Regions from separate parts of the Mus musculus genome. Here regions 1 and 2 are each linked to region 3. The links are chromatin loops, found by intact Hi-C in ENCODE. Cell type or tissue: left cerebral cortex. All regions are shown on one strand. Each heading gives the region's core, and the rest is flanking DNA. Links, peaks and the distances in the headings are about the cores only. Region 1 has its middle 26 kb from the start of Ccdc59. Region 2 has its middle 55 kb from the start of Ppfia2. Region 3 holds the start of Ppfia2 (protein tyrosine phosphatase, receptor type, f polypeptide (PTPRF), interacting protein (liprin), alpha 2).

Region 1 (6,538 bases), core at 1,032-6,031, 600 kb before region 3:
GAAATAAATATCTACACATAGATTTGCCTCACTGGAAAGAGTCTGAATGCTTTTTGACTGGAGACTACATAAACTACAGAAGGCTGCCTAGCATCAAGAAATAAGAAACCAGTTATACATGACCATATTGTGCTAAGTGAAGGAAGTGTCCATGGTCTAAGAAAGTGAAAACGATAAATAATAAGAAAACCAGTGGCTGTCTTAGGGGCTGGGGTAGATTATAAATGGATATGGGGAGATTTGGAAAATGATGGTGAATGAATTCTTCTAGAATTTGTCAGAGTTCCTCTGTTGCTGCCTCTAGAAGGTGCTGCTGAGGTTCAGGGAGGGCAATCTGGTTTCAGATAATCTGACAAAAAAAATTCTTCAAAAAGTTCAAAAAGGGTGCATATCAAGATGTGTTTTCGTTAATACCAGATACATTCAAGTTGACAAGCAAGATTATCCATCACACTCAGTCACAGTGGTCCTTGTGCAACAACATAAATTTACTCACCAAACAAAATATTTAAATAGGAAGAACCATACACATTCCACACAATGAAGCCAATTTAAGATAGTGTGAAATGGGGGAAATACAGCAATGGCATACAGTACCATAGTGAAAAACCTACTTTCCTCTTATGTATTGTTCCAGTTGGTCTTCCTCTTCAGGATGCCAGGCTGAGGCACCAAGCAGACTCCAGGCGCTTCTGCGGCACAGGTTTAAGGCTTGCTAATAATGTTAAATCCCCGCTTTGCTGCAGAATCACCTGGAGAGCCATCTGAAAATAGTAGCTTAGTAAACCTTGTGTAGCTCCAAGATAGGGAAAGTACAGCAAAGCAGGGTGTTTTGTTTGTTCCCTAGTTGATTCTAGTGTGGAGCCAAGGATGAAGAAAAAAGAACAAAACAAAATAGTGCACTGTCTTTTTTTTTTTTCCTGGAATAATTTTGGAAGCTATTTTGGGCATCCATCGCCAGAACCTGCTATCACAGCCAACCGGAAGGAATCACATGAAATGCTACTTGGAGAGACACTTACTATGGGTAATCTGTAAGCCTACAGCTGTAGGCAGGAACTGGGTTAGAAGGCTAAATCCAAAAGCCACTAGGGAGCTTAAGGATATGCTAAGAAGAGGAATTAAGATGCCAGGGCCAGGAAGGGGGAGTGGGTGGGTTGGGGAGCAGGGCAGGGGAAGGGTATAGGGGACTTTTTCGGGATAGCATTTGAAATGTAAATGATGAAATTATCTAATGAAAAATTTGTTTAAAATTAAAAAAAAGAAACAGTTCAAGCAATTGTCCTACACATCCTTAAAGATGTGATATATGAGTACTTCCTGTTGACTGTGCAAACTAAGCGATGTCATTAACATATTAATACCGTCCTAACTGAAATAATTAAAATGTTACCAAGTACTGAAGATTTATAAAGAAATATAAAGCTGAAAATTATTTCCACCCTACCCATTCGTACCTCCTTGTTAGTTAATATAAAGGATTTAGTCATTTCCTGACATTTCTCTCTCTCTCTCTCTCTCTCTCTCTCTCTCTCTCTCTCTCTCTCTCTCTCTCGCTCTCTCGCTCTCTCTCTCTCTCAATCATATATAAATGTTATATCATCATCTATACTTTCCTTAATGACTCATTATGATCCATCTGAGTGATTCATCTTTATGATCAGTGCATACATTTCTAAAAGATTCTTCTAATAATTGTATAATAGGATGGCTATACAAAAATTTAATCTTATTTTTCTCATATTTGAGTTTTGCTGCTTTTTGCCGCACCAAATGTATCATGTACTCATATCTGAATATTCTTGGGTAGTGACCTATTGAAATTTTTGTTGGATAAATTCTAAGTAGAATTGCTTCACCAAAATTATATGTGTGAAATGTACATGCATTTATAATTTACAATTAGCGCCAAAATATATTATAACTTTTGCAGCAGATTAGATGTGATGCTATTGTTTCCAATTTTGGTCATCAATGATTTATAATCTTCATTTAAATATACATATATATTATACATTATATATGTATTATATATTCTATATGTATTTATATATACATATATATGTATGTGTGTGTATACACACACACACAAACATATATATATATCACATTTTATTTTATTTTCCTAGATTAATAATGTGGGTTCTAAAACTTTTACACACTTACTGGTGGTTTAAATTTTTCTTTCTATGTCTTCTCTCCCCTCTACCACATTTCCACTTTTTTTTTTTTTTTTTTTTTTTTTTTTGTGAGAAAAGCAGCTTTGACTAGTTCAGGCTAGCTTTGAACTCCTGATTCTCCTACCACAGTCTCCTGAGTTACAGATGAACATTGTCACGGTGAGCTTAGATTTCTTTTAGGCATTTCTTTTAAATAAATCTTTATTTTTTTCCATGGAACTATTTTTGTTTTCTCACTGCTCCATGGTCAGACTTTGCAATCAGAGAATTTGTGCAATTGTACAGTATGCCTCGTGCTGTTTTTGACACCGATCTTTGCCTCTGCCTTTACCGAGTGTTCCTCTTACAAAAATGCATTTGCAGTACACTGTGCCGGTCATTTCTTCTGTGACTTTCCCAGTTTCTTACTTCTGACAGTCCCTACTGACAAACAATTCTTCAAACTGCTAGTAGTCTTTCTATAGATTTAGAGTTTTCTATTTAACGTTTTTAGACTGCTGCCTAAAATTTAGTTTTATGTGAGGTTTGTGGATGAGGCCTCTGTTTTTTTCTATAAATAAGAACAATTATCTCATCATAAATTATTAGCACATGCTTGACTCTGTGTTCAACCCGTATTATTTGTAAATACTAAATGATTTTCTGCTTTTGGGGCTCTTTTGGTTTTTCTCTTTGTCTGCTTAAAAACTTCCAATTAACTTGATTTCATGCTGATAGCCTCACTTTCCAGATCTTCTGACTCTAAGCTGTGCTTTAGTCCTGAAAGAAGTATACGAACGGTTAATTTTTACTTAGATTTTAATTATAGCTTAAATAATTGTGTAGTGTTTAAAGCGTTTACAAGTGTTTCTCATTTTTCTGTGCTAAACTACTGTGCAAATATACTCTTTGTAAAGTTGAACTATCCTCTCAAAGCCAGCAGAGGGCAGACAAGCAACTGTTTTTTGCTAGCGAGGGATTGAAAATAATTTTTAAATGTATCATTTTACTGATTTATGGAATAAATTTAAAGAATTCAAAATATTTACTCATTTAGGTGTTTTCATTGATCACAGTTACTCCTACACAACCAAACCTTACCTAAATATTTTCATGCCTTCCATGTATTGTTGAATTTAGGGATGAACCTAGGTCTTTTTTTGAAAGGGAGAAAGAAATTTGGGGCATAAATTTGGTTTATGAATATAACAATACAAGTAACATGAAATTGATATAACATGGCATATATTTGATGTGACTCCTACTTATTATTTTTTTAAAGACCAAAGCTATGAAAAATTGCAAATGACTGTACAATAGTAAGTGCATGTTATTTTTTACCATCCATTTCTTAAGATGAACAGTGCTCTAATGTGAGACTAGACATAGAAACAGTCTTCTGTGAGCAGCCACAGTAGATATCTGTAAAGTTCCTGCTCATTTGCATACCCTGTAGGAAACCTGAACACACCCTGTACCCAACAAGCGAAGACAGGGCTAATTGAATGAATTTATAAATGGGCTGTTTTTAGATGTTTTGAAAACCTTCGTTATTCCAGTGCTGTTTTTGATTGTGGCCTGCTGCTTTTGGCTATTTATAAATATTAGAATGGTGGAGACTGGATGAAGTAGGAAACGCTCCACTGAACCTCTCAGGGACAGTAATTCAATCAGGCAAAGGTTATAAAAGCCCCGTGGGCCACTTGTCTGTTATGTGACAGCACAGTAGAGCTGGTTTTGTTGTGTCAATTTTTTTTTTAAGTCAGGAAGCCTAGTGCTAAGTTAATGCTCTATCAGACCAACTTCATTACTCTGAGTTTGCTATATCCACTTAGTTTTTGTCCCAGATAGAGTTCTGTCTGTTGTCAAGCTATAGTATTTGGTGTATAAGTATGTACTTATTTTAATATGTAGAGACATGTGTTAATATACTCTAAAAAAATAACAATATAAATAAAATTAAATAGGGACAAGAAAGTATTTACAGTGGTTTAAAATTTTACTCTGAGTCTAAAATTCCTTGAACAAATGCATTTTGTAGAAAAACTTTAAAATTTAAAATAAATATCCAGATAATATACTCTAAAAATTACCACTGTTGAGATTTCCCCTTAAAAATATTTCACATAGTACCTTGCTAATGGAAACAAATTTAACTTCAGTACTTTCCAATTTGTATTTACGGTTGAGAATACAGCTCATTCGACCATCATTTGCTAACTCCAGATGCAATTCTCAGCACACACACACACACACACACACACACTCACACACACACACACTCACACACACACTCACACACACACTCACACACACTCACACACACACATTCACACACACACACACACTCACACACACAATCACACACACACATTCACACACACACATACACACTCACACACACACACACACACACTCACACACACACACACACACAGAGGCACGTGTGTGCAAGACACAAATGGAGTTATGAATCATGGAAACCTAAGTCTTATGAAGTATGCTCATTTGAAAATGGGCTTATGAAGTATAAAGGAAAATATAGATCTGTGGACACAGAGCCCGCTATCTTACAAGCGTGATCTCTTACGGTCTCTATTGCTGTGAAGAGACATCCAAACCACAGCAACTCTTACAAAGGAAAACATTTCATTGAAGTTGGCTTACAGTTTCAGAGGTTTAGTTCATTATTACCAAGGCAAGAAGTATGGCAGTATACAGGCAGACATAGGGCTGGAGAATGAGCTGAGAGTTCTACATCTTGATCTGCAGGTAGCAGAAGGGGGACTGTGTGCCACACTGAGCATAGCTTGAGTATATAAGACTTCAAAGCCCACACCAACAGTGACACACTTCCACCAACAATAACACACTCTCTCCAACAAGGCCACACCTTCTAAAAGTGCCATGCCTTATGGGCCAATCATTGAGACACATGAGTCTGTGTGGGCCAATCTTATTCAAACCATCACACATGGGGACCAGAACTCAATCAGGTAAATGCAAGTTGAGCATATAGCAGCCTGCTTGTAATCCCAGAGCCCTGGAGGCAGAGGTGGGGTTCCTGCAGCAATCTGGTTGGCTAGATTGGCTGATGTGGCGAGCTCTGGACTGAGCTGAGAGACCATGCTTTAACATATAATGTAGAGAGTAATAGAAAAGACATCTGACATCAGTATCTGGCTTCCACACACCAGTGCACACACATGCACATAAATCCTCACACCTGTAACAGACATATGAATAAATACATTTGTAACATTTGCATATGTACTTGATGATCCAAGCTTTTCTAGCACTGAGGAAAAATCAAGTAGTACCTTGAAGAAAAAAGGGTTTATTTCACTACAAGAACTTACAAATATATCTGCACATCAAATAAACCTTGTCAGACATAACAGGATCAAAACTGGTAAGATATTTTTATAATGTATTATAAATCATAAGTCTCAGAGTAAAATTTTCTCATTCATGGGATAAACTCTCCCAATTCAGAATTTAAAAATAAAACATATGTTTCACAATACAGGTGCCAATCCAAAGTATTATGAGACAAAACATCTCCACAAGGATCATTGGCTTCCCTTTGTGATGCCCATCTGCTGCTGGGCATGGGAGGTACCTTTAACTGTGGTTTATAGACCCAATCATGTGATGGTTGTCTGCTGCTGGGCATGGGAGCTGCCCTTACCTATGGTTTATGTACCCAATCACATCCTACTGGAGAAGACTGAGTTTTTCTTTGTGAGCAGTTGTCACTTGGAGATAGCTTGTTCCTCTCTCAGCACTAGGACCCCATCTGGCTTGAACCTGTGTAGACCCAGTGCCCATTACCACAGTAAGTTCTCTGTGAGTTCATATGCATTTCAGTTATTTTGTTTCTGGAAGGCCTTGTTTCCTTGGTGCCTTCCATTCCCAGTGACTATTACAAACTTTCCACCTCTTCTTTCAGCAAAAATTCCCTGAACTTTAAAGTGAGGGGTTTGATGAAGACATCCCATGTAGGATGGAGTGTTCCAAGGTCTCTCATGTTTTGCACTTTGTCTAGTTGTGGGTCTCTGTATTAATTGCCATCTCCTTCAAGATGAAGCTTCTTGGATGCTGGCTCAGTGAGATACTGATCTATCTACGGACACTTGCAGAATGTCATAAGAAGTCATTTTATTCCTGTTTCTTTAGCAGAACAGTAATATTTGTTCTTTTCTAGTTCCATAACCTATCTAGTTTCAGGTTCTTGGACACCTGAACAGTGTTGGGGATGGGTTCCAAATCACAGAGTGAGCCTTAAATCCAACCAGACAGTTATTGGTTATTTCCACAGCTTTTGTGCCACTCTTCCATCAACCTATCATGAAGACAAGTCAACATTGTAGACTGAA
Region 2 (6,538 bases), core at 1,065-6,064, 53 kb before region 3:
AGAATTGCTTCATATCCCTTTATTTTATTTTATTTTATTTTATTTTATTTTATTTTATTTATTTTTTTACCACATCTGAATTACACCTTTTCAGTTTGCAAGGTTTCATTTTTGTTTGTCTAAGGACACAGAGAACCTTTATAAACTGCCATGTGTCTTTTTTTCTGAACTTTTGTGCAACAATATTTAGCTCCCATAACCTAACTGAAAAGCCTACTACTTGTTCCATTTACTCAACCCACTTGACAAGTTGCTTGATCATAAAGACTTCTGCAACCTGCATGCTTCCCTGAGGAAACACCCCAGAAATACCATTTGTTTGCATTCTAACTCCTACACTGAGGCAAACTAGCCTTGTTTGCAATGACAGCTCTGAAGTAACACCTGACAGAGCTCAGTTTACAAGTCACTAGCTCCAGATTCAGATCAAATACAGGAAGATATAGACCATGTGAACAAATCCTCAGAACTGGATGGACAGGAAAAAATGAAAATGGGATAATGTACTATATCTTTTGTATGAGTGAGTGGACAGTGTCATGTGACTCTATTCAAACAACGTTTACTTATAATACTTCTTTTTTTTATTAGATAGTTTCTTCATTTACATTTCAAATGCTATCCCCAAAGCCCCCTATACCGTCCACCTGCCATGCTCCCCAACCCTTCCACTTCCGCTTCCTGGCCCTGGCATTCTCCTGTACTGGGGCATATGCTCTTCACAATACCAAGGGCCTCTCCTCCCATTGATGGCCGACTCGGCCATCCTCTGCTACATGTAATACTTCTTAAACTAGCATTTCTATTTCATATGTGTTTGAGAGAGCATACAAATATCATCCTTACAAAATGTCCTGAAGTGGGTTAATTAATTAAACTCTTTTTGTTCTCGAAGGAAGAAAGACTGAAAGACAAGTACAGACAGAGAATCTGGATTTGTCTATCCATAATCTTGACTCCAAGTAGCAAACGGATGTGTCAATATACATTTCATCATCTTTCTGACTTTAAACGAGTAAGTGGTTTTCAATACCTCGATATTAAAAGTAATGCCACATCATTAATCTTTGTCAGAATATTTGTTGTCCTCAATAGGATAACAGAAAAGAACACTGTAGGTCAAAGGGTATGTATTATTGCTAAAGACATTTTTTTATAAAATGGCTGAAATGAAATTGCTTCCCAGAAAGAAGGTTCTTGGCTCTGTTCCAAGCACGAGTGAGTGCCAAACCTGAGGGCTTACGCCTCACTCTCATTCTTGAATCTTTGTGTTTTCTATATTCGTTGCTCATATAATATTTATTATATCAGCTATGATTACCATTTTAAAATAAGAGAAGGTGTGATTTCAGAAATTGCTTTGTGAGAGCCTCTCAAGTATTACTGCACTCTTTTCATTCTGATGTAATATTTCCCTTGAGTAAACTTTGCCTCTCATTTTATTTATTCTGGTTTTGCATTTGTTTGAGATTTAATTCATGAATATAACGTTTTTGCTCACATTCTTCTCCATTCTCTCCCAGTCGGGTACTGTCCTTTTCTACCATTTTACCCTTTCAAATTTCTGAGTTCAAAAGCAACAACAACAACAAAAGCCTACTTAGTGTTGCCAGTATGTGCATGCTGCATGAGCATGAGACAATCTATATTAATATACAGGAATATAAGTAACCTATCAATGACTGGTTCTTTGATGAAATCCAAGTGTTCTCGCCCAAGTAGCCATAAACTGCTAATATCTTCTCAGCCAGAGGTGGGAATTTTTGAGCTCATTTTCTATTGTATAAATTGTAGAGGAATTTTAATCCTGCAAACAAGGCTGCTTTGGTAAGGAATCACATACACAGACTTATGTCTGTGTGATCTAATTGGAAGACAGAGACGCCACCTTTAATCCCTCTTGCTGGAATGCAGACATGCCCTTAGAATATACTTTTACTGCCAAACAATATAAGTCGGGATAGTTTTTAGATGAAAACAGTCCTGTTTGAAATCAATGTCTAAATGAGGGGCAAAATGACAAATCAGAAAGAGATTTGACAGAATAAGTCAGAGATTGGATATGCCTAATTTTCATGAGAACAGCACAGAGAAGCTTTCAAAAAGCAGTGCAGTCAGTTGGGAGTCAGTGCAGTGTGTGCAGTGCAGGGGAGTTGAGTTCCTTAGTGAGTTCATGCAGGTCAGGGCAGGTCAGCAGAGGCAGCTGAAGCCAGAGCATAAGAAGGAGCCAGATGATTAGAACAAGTTGCCAGAGTTAGTTTGAGGCCAAGTGGAACAATTCAATGACAAGCCCCTATTTGGGGCAGCATCAAGTGAAATACATTTTATGTTTACATGTATATGTTTTTGGAAACTTCTATACTAGCATGTTTTTATACAGGTACTTTAAAAGACTGTAGTGCTAGTTACCCACCTACCTACACACACACACACACACACACACACACATACAACTTAACTAGCATGTTTTTATACAGCTACTTTACAAGACTGTAGTGCTAGATACCCACTTACCTACACACACACACACACACACAACTTAACCTGCTCTGTTCCATTATTCCCCTTCCCATCTTCAAATCACTTATATTCTATCCCCTGCCTATGAAATTCTCCATGGCCCCTTATTAGCTTCCTGTCTTCCATGGGCACATATCAAAAGAGTGAAGCTAGCATCCACTTATCAGGGAACATGTACCACATCTGGCTTTCTGGGTCTTAGTTGACTCCCTGGGAATGATTATCACTAACTCACCCATTTATGTTTATTTTTCTTTTACAGCTGAATGAAATTCTGTATATATACCACATTTCATTTATCTGTTTATCAGTTAATGGACATCTAGGTAGTCTCAAGTTCTTGGCTATTGTGAATAGAGTAGAAATGAACATGGAGGAGCAATTATCTCTGTAGTAGGTTATAAAATCCTTTGTTTATGCTCAAAAGTGGATAGCTGGATCATATGGTAAGTCTATTTTCAGTTTTGTGAGGAACCTCCACACTGATTTACATAGTGGCTATACTAGTTTACACTCCCACCAGCAGTGACTAACTGCTCCCCCTCCACGGACAGACATCCACACCAACATCTGTGGTGCTTTGTTTCTTTGCTCTTTATCATTCTGACTGGGGGAAGATAAAAATCTCAAAGTAATTTTCATTATCATTTTTCCTATGACTTATGATGTTAAGCATTTTTACAAATGTTCTCCATTAAATTTAAATTTGTCAGCCGTTTATGTTTTCTCTTTTGAGAACTCTTTTAAAATCACGGCCCAGTTTTAATTAGGTTGTTTGTTTTCTTCATGTCTAATTTTTGTTTTTTAGCTCTGTGTATATTCTAGAATCTAATCCTGTTGTTTTTAATATGAAATCACAAATGTCTGATTTATCAAATGAAGAATCAGGAGCCAGATACTGTGGTGAAAGCCTGATAGTTCAGAGAGGCAGAGAACGCACCCAGCTGACCTTCCTACTCCAGTGATACCGAGGAAGAAAAATGCCCTTTCTCCTTCTTCACACTGTCTTAAATACCCTTTCACTCAAAGACCCTTCTGTCTCTTTCCTGAGTTTTCCTGTGTTCACTCACTCTCAACTGGTTGCTTGCTTTGCCTGTCATTGACTTTATTTAGCTCTTGTTTACATAGAGCTCTTGGGCTAAAGGTGTATGCTAGAGCTGAGGGACACCACAAAGCCTTGTTTACACTAAACAGATAGCTCTTGGATTAAAGGAGTCTGTAAGTGCTGAGCTATATCACTAGAAACAGATTTTACCCTGTTCACCATCTCAGGGTTCACGAGATGGTCCAATATCCTGCAACATAACCCTCTGGCAGATGTAAAGCCATTTTCCCATTCTCTGGGCTGCCTCATCACACAAGCCATGGTACCCTTTAATGGGCATAAATGATTTTGCAGGGATAAACTCTTATGCACAGTGTGAAAGCATTCACTTGTCAATAAAAGTCTGATGATCACTGAGGGGGAGCGAGTAGGTAAGACATCATATGAAACTGGGGAGAGGTAACTAACCAGCAACACGACAGACATAAAATGGTGTAAGGGGGTTGATGTACATTAAGAGTTACTTGGGGAGCAAGTCTAAGCTAGAGCCAAAGTCATAAATACATAGATAATTCTCCATGTCCTTATCCGGGAGCTGGGACAGGCTTAGAAAAATCCCAAGTAATTATACATTTTAATTTCATAAGGCTCCATTTATTAGCTGCTGATATCGATATCTATGATGTCTAGGCTGTCTCCATTTCTTGCCTATTGTGAATAGAGCAGCGTTACTGTGGATGAGATATTTATCTCTGTAATAAGATGTAGCATTGTTTGGGTATCTGCCAAGGAACGGTAGTACCTGTTCACAAAATAACTTCTAGCTTCGGCGGGGATGGAGGGGTGGGGTGGGGGAGTGGGAGGTGGTGTTCATATCACTTTTCACAGTAGTTTCAACACACCCAACACTAAGTGGTCTCCTTTCCTCAATTCAATGTCAATATTCCTTGTCATTAAAATATATATATATATATATTTATCTTAGGCACTCTGACCAGGACACAGTGGCATTTTAAAGTAATTTTAATGTTTATCTCTCTGATGGCTAAGGATGCTTAGCCTTGATCCTTTAAAACATAGTTTTCATACTTTTGCATTTATTAAGAACTCTTTGTTTAGCTACAGATCTTACTTTTTAATTAGATTGTTTGTTTTCTTGGTGTGTACTTTTTTCCCCTTTGTATATTCTAGACTTTAATCCTATGTCAGATTTGTAGCAAGGAAATCTTTTCCCAGTTCTTCTCTCCTCGAGGGAGTTTGTTCCCAGGGAGTGGGTTTGGGGAGTTTATTTCTTCTTCTGCTTCCAGTTGGCTCTCTTTTGTGTTTGTGGCTAAAGATGTGATGCCTCAATTTACTGCTTCAGTTACCTGCTGTCATGCATGCCTCTCCCTGAAATTATGAATCTCTCCTTTGAAATCATAACCCAAAATAAAGTCTTCTGTAAAAAGAAGCCAGCTCTCTAGGCTGACTCTTCATACAAATGATGTTGTTTTCACTTGTGCCCTTCCCCCAGCCTTGAGCAGGCTAAAAGACCTTAATTATTTGCCACAGTTGGTCTTCCTTGACCTAACCCACCTAGGGTGGAGTCTTCCAAGGTAGGTGGAAGTCTTCTGCTTTGTCACACTTGCAGTTTCCTGCAGGAGCAGACTGCCTGCTGAGCTTGCTTTGCAACATTGTCCAACTGAAACAAAGCAACATAGTCCAACCCAAACAAAGGATGGGTGTGTGGGGTTTTCCCTATATAAACACAGAGCTGAAAATTAAACTTTGAGCTTTGATCAGAAAACTTTGTCTTGGCTTCATCCTTCTCTAGTTCACCCATCCTTTTTCATTTCCAGCCTCCCTTTCAGGTACCCAGTTCTCCATAGCTGCTGGACAGCTACATTACTATGCAGATTCTTTTTAATTTCACAAAGGTGCATTTGTTATTTGATTCATTTTCCCCTAGCTGGGCTGCCTTGTCTGGCCTCAGTGGGAGAGGATGCTCTTTGACCTGATGAGACCTAATATGCCAAGATAGGTTGTTAGCTGGAATCAGAAGGAGGTTCCATTTCTCTGAGGAGAATAAGGGGGAGAATACAGGGAAGGAGATTTAAGGGGTACTGGGAGGAGAGGACTGAGGGGACTGCAGTCAGGATGTAAAATTAATAAATTAATTAATGAAAAAAGGGAAGAATTAATATTGAGAAACTGGCCATTCTACCAAAAAGCTACATACACATTGAATATAATCTTCATCAAAATTTCAATGTAATTATCCTAAGAATTTGAAAAGAAATCATAAAATTCATATGGAAACACATAAGATCAAGGATAGCTAAACAGCCCAACTATCCTGAAAATGAAAATACCAGTGTTGCTATCACCATCCCTGATATCAAAGTATAGTATAGAACTATATCATCAAAAGAACATGGTACTGAAAAGCATAATGAAACATTGATCAGCAAGATAGAATCGAGGTTTTATTATCTGAAACTATAATTGTTCTCAATGATAATATTATGAGTCTATTTTTCTTATTATGGCTTCTTTGAGTTTATCTCTCTATCATGGATATTTCTAACATTTTGTTACAATCCCAGCCCCGCCCCCACCCCACATCCCTCTTCCCCTCCACATGGACACACACACACATAAGTAGCCTGATGGCTATACAAATATAAATAACTACATAAGATGAAATAGAGTTAGGAAACCTAGATGTTACTAAAGTTTCCAAGATATGTTACATGCTTGTTTGTGTTCATTTTTTTCTTCCCTTTGTCTAAGAAGGTTCATTTTTACAATATTGTTATGACTCAGTGACTGCTATTTACCAATTCCTGTCTAGATGTTCCACATTGCAAGAGCAAGTGTTCTATTGAGTTCTATTGACAATGTCCTAATTATATTTATGTTATTTCATTAATGCAAACCCATTTCTACTCTGTGATTCCACACAGTGTTTCATTTTGGTTGTTTTCTTTTGTT
Region 3 (6,538 bases), core at 604-5,603:
ATTTGTTATTTACTAAATCTTTGTTATTTTCATTGCTTATCCTTAATTACTTATTTTCTTTGGCGCATTATCTTATGAAACTGTATTATACATTCGAATCCATCTTGATTAGCATTAACATAAAACATTTTTCGCACACATCATGAATTGTTTTTGTATCACTAATTGGCAGTGTTCCAACTCACTATCACAACATCTCTAGTGATGTACAATGAAAGATTTTGCTTCCTGTTCCTGTGGCCTTAAGTTCTGCTGACCTAGAAGTTTTGGGTCCTGACAGGGGAGTCCTCCTGCCAGGAGACAAAGCAAACATTCCATTGAATAAAAAGTTCAATGGACTTCCTTCCCCTGGTTACTTTCCCTGGTTATGCCTCTGATGTTCTTAAGCCCAAGAGGCTAAGAAAGGAATAACAGTGTTAGGAGGATTTATTGATCCAAACTACCCAGTATTGAGATTCTACGAATGACTTGTGCAGAGGAACTGTAGTGGAATTTAAGATTTAACAGAATTAAGGGGCTCAAAGCCATGATACACCATAGTGCTTTATGGGCATTTCATGGACCTTCTGTTTCAATATCTCAAAGTTCAAAGTAGAGACAGAGAAACTATGAAAAACTTACAGAATATTTCTCATCACGATCATCAGATTTTCTCAGGAGACTGAAGGTCTCATGGTGAATGGTAACTTCAGTATAGTGTCTCTAAAAAGCTAAGCTGCATTGCTAAAGGTAGGAGAGGACACTTCTTGCCAGCATCATTGCTTTGGTAGAGACATTAATTGCAGGGGAGTCAAGGAAGTTCTATGGGGATAGGCTTTACACAGCTGGATGCCATGGGAAAGTCTATTGCACGCATGCTGCATGGGAAAATTGTGTTGCTTCCTTGCAATGGAGATAAGGAAGATTATGCAGGAGCTGCACAGAATCCTTTAGGGCATTTCTTGTTGTTATGTATTGTGTTTAAAGTCAATCGAGAACTAAAAAAATCCAATCCAGGAAGGACACAACAGATCTGAATTCTTCATGAACGAAGGTAAGAGTCACTCCTTTCAGTTCTCAAGAACTACTGAGGCGCTTTCTAAGGGTGGGAGAAAATAGAATGTGTAATAGAAGACGGTATTTATAGCCACTAGTAGAGGGTACATGACCATATGCAGAAGTGCACATTGCAATAATGTGCTTCCATCACAGTTTGAAATACTATATACATTGCATATATATATATACATACATATATATATATATATATATATATATATATATACATAAACACACACACACACATACACACACACACACACACACACACACACACACACACACACACAGCAGATATAATGTACTAAAAGGCCAATCATTCCACCGCGGACATTGCCCATTGCCACCTGTGATAAAATATATAACTCATTTGAGGTTTCTAAGTGGGACAGATGTGTCATGCTAGGTAGAATTATGCTGGCTATTTTTTTCATTTGGAAATTATGTATGACATAAAGAGGTGGAATTTTGTTTGTCAAGTTCACAAGTTGACATCTTGATATTCAACTTTACCATATTTGGAATTAACTATAACCCAAGCTGCTGAATATACCTCTGTGGGATATTCTTGATTGGGTCATTCGAGGAGACACATTAAACCAGGGTCATACCTTCTGATAGCAGCCCACATAAAAGGACCAGGAAACACAAAGCTGTTGATACTTTCCCTGCTTGCTCTCTCTTTCATGGACAGTTTCATCTATCCTGTGGTTGAGAAATTCCTTTCCTGGTACCAGAACTTATATCTTTGGCATCGCATACAGCCTGGTGCACTCAAAGAATACAGGATTCTTAGCCTTTCCATTGAGAGACAGGCATTGTAAAACCAGCCAGACCACAATCTATAATCCATTTATGTATTTTCATTATATTGGGTCTGTTCTTTAGAGATTCTGGCTAATACTATTATTTCATTTGATACTCAGGACATGTATAATTGAAAAATCACCCACTATAGTATACATAAAAGTAGTTTTGTGCTATACTCCTTTTAAACAATAAATATAGAAAGTAATATTTGTAATAAAATGTACAAAAGAAGCATTATATATCTATGACCATGATCCTATATGTATCTACGAACTAAATTCATATTTTCATCTTATGCACTAATACTACTAAATGTAGACAATTATATGGAGATAGTTTTAGTTCACCATACTGTTTAATTTACCATCTATTAAAATCAGTGGAAGCCAGTGATGGCCTTAACATTAAAACTGTTCATATATAATAAAAAGTACAAAAAGACTTTTCACTTCATGAATGGATATTTAGTAGCTCCTTTATTTTTTTACATTTCTGTGAATATTTAGGCAGTGGTTATCAATGTGGGATGCTGAGATAGCTGGACTAGTATCATTTTGGAACTTCTCAGGAATTATAAGGTTGAGACAGACAGCACCTTTGACCTGAAGGATGCATGGCTATGGGGGTTGAGACCAAGCAAGGTTCATTATAAGAAGCTGCCTTGGATATATATATATATATTGTATGCTGAATTGGATGGACAATAAGCTATAGGAACATTCACAATGGTGTTTCTTGTGTTCTTGCTAATGGGATAATCTAGTGCTTTTGCAAACTTCTTATACGAACCTTTCTCCATTTTGATAGGGAATGACTGTTCCTAGCGGCCAATGTTAGCGTGAGACAAAATAATTAGCCTCTGGACCTGGAACATTCCAATCAGTCCATTAGTCTCAACAGACACAGCTTCTTTGAGGGGGGAGATTTTGTTCACACCAATGCAGTGTATTGTATAGACATTGTTAAGAGTGTGGCCTCTCAGGATCCACCCGAGGCTTAGAGTCCCAGCATCTACAAAGAACTAGGACACTCAAGTGAGCATGTTTGAGAAATAGTACTTTATGTAGCATATAACAATAATACTATTCATCTACTAATGTTTAATATTTTTACACTCAATTCTTACATTGTGATGCGAAACTTGAATAACAGTCCAGGAGAGAAAGGGATATAAATCATATGGCTCATCTTAAACTTTACTGTAGAGTCATCAACTAGTTAAGTTCTTCCCCCAAAAGAACTTCATCTAGTGATCATACTTCAGTGAGTCAGGATGTGCACATCATTTCTCAGTGAAATCTGGATTCTGCTCTTTGGGGCTTCTAATACTGCTTACTCTGGACCCTTGCTGTAACTTCTATTCAATGTCTACTTGATGCTTAATTCTCTTTGTGTTCCTTTAGTGCATCAGTATCTTCCTCTCTCAAACATTTCCTTAATGTATTGGTTTTTATCTACTGGTGTCTCCTTATTCTTGATCTATATGAATGGACACACACACACACACACACACACACACACACACACACACGGTCGGGGAGAGGGAAAAGAGGGAGGAAAGAGACAGAGGGAGGGAGAGAGTCACAGAGAGAGACAGAGATGCTTGAGGGAGGAGGAGAAATGGGGGAGGGGAAAGTTTCTGGGGACTAGAACATGTTCTTGGGGCTGCCAGACTATTGAAAGCTGAAATTCAGTCATGCAGACAGGGAACACTTAACATGAGATCCTCAGCGCTAAGGCAATGAATGGAGGCGACCTGAAGAGGTAAGGCAAAGTGACAGACCCAGCCACACCCTAGACTGATTCAGGTTCCGGTGAGCTTGACTACCTTGCCTCTGATTCAAGAGAAGAAAGCGGCAGAGAGCCACAGCAAACACAGAAGGCCACAGAGCAGGAAGGTTCCCAGTTCTCAAAAGCACATGCCAACACAAGCTTTCCTGTAAAGATGATTGTGTGGGAAAAGCGCAGGCAGGGCAAAGAGAACCCATTTATACTTTAGATCACCCGTGGTCCTCGCCCTCATCAGGAGCATTGAGACCAGAGTGATCCTCAGCAGCCCCGGAGAAGCTTTTGGGGAGAAGAGTGGAATGTATCCACGAGCGCGTGTGCGTGAGGAGGAGAGAAAAGACGTGATGACTTCAGAATTTATTTAAGGGCCGCCGGTGGAAACCACTGCGGCAGCTTCCAGGGGAAGCCCTTGTTCCAGAGGAAGAGGAGGTGGAGATTGCCAAGGAGGAGGAGGGGAGGAGACACAGAAGGAGGAGTATCCTAGGCTTGCACTAGGCAAGTGAGAAGATGCTGTAGCATCCTCACTCAGTTCCCAGCAGGTTGGTTCTGTCGGCCAACTGATGCAAGCAGATGAATTGCAGAGGGACTGGAAGGAAAAAAAAATTGTTGCAGCGGGCGGAGGCAGCGCGCGATGATGGGGCGGGGGTGTCTTCGGAGGTGGGTGGTGTGCATGTGTGTGTGTGTGTGTGTGTGTGTGTGTGTGTGTGTGTGTGTGTGTGTTTCTGCTTACCTTCCCAGAAAAGAAGCACCTCCTTTAAGTGAAAGGATACACCCTAGAATAGAAGTAGGCTGGGCACCCAGAGAAGACCTGTCCTGCTTCTAGCATCCCCAGGGGACTCACTTCCTTTTAACCATCAAACTCCCAACATTTACCATAAACTTCACAGGGGCTCCGGGTGGGGTATTGGGTGGAGAATGTCCCTTCCATATAGGTACTTCCCACACTTCACCCCAAAGTTCCTGTTTGGAGGGACACGTCTTCACCCTCTCTGGGTGGCCCGGGATGCCAAGGGGAGAAGTTATGCTACGTTAAGTTTCTGAAAGTCAGATCCAGTCCCGGATTACCATCTCTCCGCCCCGGGGCTCCTGCTGCACGCGAAAGTGGCGGCGGCGGCGGCGGCTGCCGCTGCTTGGGCGGCAAAGGGACCGCGGCTGCTTTAAGAACCGCCTCCCCCTCTCTTCCCTTTGACAATGGTCTGAACCGAGCCCTGCTTCCCAAAGCAAAATTTGTAATATGCCATTTTTCCGATGGACCTTTCTCCTTTTGGCTGCTGACGGAGCCACGGGAAGATGCCGAACTGCTGCCACGTTAGGAAGCCAGGGCACGTTCCAAGAGAACGCTGGGGCTCGCGAGTGTCTAAGCTGTCTTTCTCCTCCCGTTGCTAAGGAAATGGTCCAGGACTGCTGGGTGTGAGCCTCACCTCTCCTCCAGCCGAGACTGCGGTTGTCATTGACAATTGAAGAAACAGGACCTGAAATAAGAGACATTAGGTACAGAAACTGTATTCGAGTTGCATGGTTTCTCTTCCGCTTCGGGTTTTTTCCCCCCTTGACCACCTCCCCAGCCCCACCCCGCCCCCAGGGAAGAGGAGAGGCAAAGTCCTCCTTGTGGGTATTAGTTACCTTTGCTTTCCACCCATCTTCTCCATCCCCGATTTTTCTAGCTCCTGCCTAGCTCGTTCTCTCCTGGGGCTGATGAACAATTTTAGTGTGGAAATTATGAAGTCAACTTCTTTCGGGGTGGTGGGGGTGTGGCTGAGCAGTAACTGTCCAGCAGTGTGGGGTACGCTTGCTGTTTGACCATCCGAGCAGGCACAGAGGTAAAGAAAGTGAAAATGCTTCCATTAGACATGGTAGGAATATTTCCCGAGGACAGGGGATTTCAAAGAGTTAAAGAGGAGGAGAAATATTCGTGTAATGTAATCAGACAATGGCTAGGCTTTCTCTTACTGAATTACTCCTTTAACGGAGACAGAGCTGGGAGGGTTCCGAAGACTAAGTAAGCCTTTGCCGAAGAAGAAACTTGTTACAGAGAACGACTGCTTCTTTGCCTGTGGTAGTGTATAATTTCTAGAAATATAATTAAATGAAGTTATCGACTTACAGAAATAAAAGTCTTTTGGAATGTTCTTGTCTGAATAGGTATAGCTCCTAAGAACACATATTACCAAGGATCACACTGGATCTCAAAATTCTTGCTGAATGACTCCACTGGGCATTCAAAACTTTTATTTTGGATTCTGAGAGGTTTAGAAGACAGTCAAGGTTATATCCTGACAGCGTGGGAGTTGGTTTTCTTGATATAAAATTATTCGTGCTAAATTTAAGCACTGAGATAATTAAACCAATCAGGGTTATTATTTTTCTCTCTCTTAAAAATGAAATTTACACTGTCTGAAACTGGGTCCTGAAACCTTCAATAGTTTACGTGTCAAGTCATCTCTATCTAGATGAGGTTAATGCAATTATATTTCACATTGACATAAAAGAGGGATAATGAAAAGGCAAATTACCTCAGCAAACTGTGAGCTCACTCGTCTCTCAGTGATGGTGTAATGTTTGCAATTTTAGTTCCAAAAATGGCTATAAAAGCAAAATGTGATATATCTGGGTGCAATACACAAGATACTGGATAACCATACCTGCACTGTGCCAGGGTTCTATAAAATACTCTTCATAGGATTTTAATTACTCCTAATACACTCAAGCTGTGCATTTGGGAATTGTTAGACTATGTTTTATGGTACATACAAGTACTTTATAAGATTACATCAGAATCTGAGGTCTCACATATTAACCAACCTAGCCCATAAAAGTTGATTTGGTTTTTGTAGACTGTTTATTGTTTGTTTGTTTGTTTGTTTACTTTTCGTTTTAGAGGAGAAGATTCTGAATTTAGCCA

What was found. Peaks named below come from ENCODE experiments on the same cell type or tissue, not always from the same donor. Only the 100,000 strongest peaks of a DNase experiment are listed, where the experiment ranks them.
Region 1: a loop joins it to region 3, with 5 times the contacts of the local background. A loop is called at or near these places in 4 of 42 quality-filtered maps.
Region 2: a loop joins it to region 3, with 8 times the contacts of the local background. A loop is called at or near these places in 2 of 42 quality-filtered maps.

The regions. Positions count from the first base shown.
Region 1 is chr10:105,864,432-105,870,969 of GRCm38, forward strand. No RefSeq gene overlaps it. Among named protein-coding and RNA genes, the nearest start is that of Ccdc59, 26 kb to the left of the region's middle. In left cerebral cortex, for the core only: a CTCF peak has its summit at 3,101 (motif pointing right); a DNase peak (open chromatin) is centred at 3,101.
Region 2 is chr10:106,412,166-106,418,703 of GRCm38, forward strand. No RefSeq gene overlaps it. Among named protein-coding and RNA genes, the nearest start is that of Ppfia2, 55 kb to the right of the region's middle. In left cerebral cortex, for the core only: no CTCF peak of the experiment used is centred there; a DNase peak (open chromatin) is centred at 3,033.
Region 3 is chr10:106,465,465-106,472,002 of GRCm38, forward strand. Ppfia2 (protein tyrosine phosphatase, receptor type, f polypeptide (PTPRF), interacting protein (liprin), alpha 2) reads left to right here and starts at 4,846. Exons shown (of 32, transcript NM_001205341.1): 1 at 4,846-5,127. In left cerebral cortex, for the core only: no CTCF peak of the experiment used is centred there; DNase peaks (open chromatin) are centred at 3,171, 4,049, 4,780 and 5,387; H3K4me3 peaks cover 2,167 bases; H3K27ac peaks cover 2,021 bases.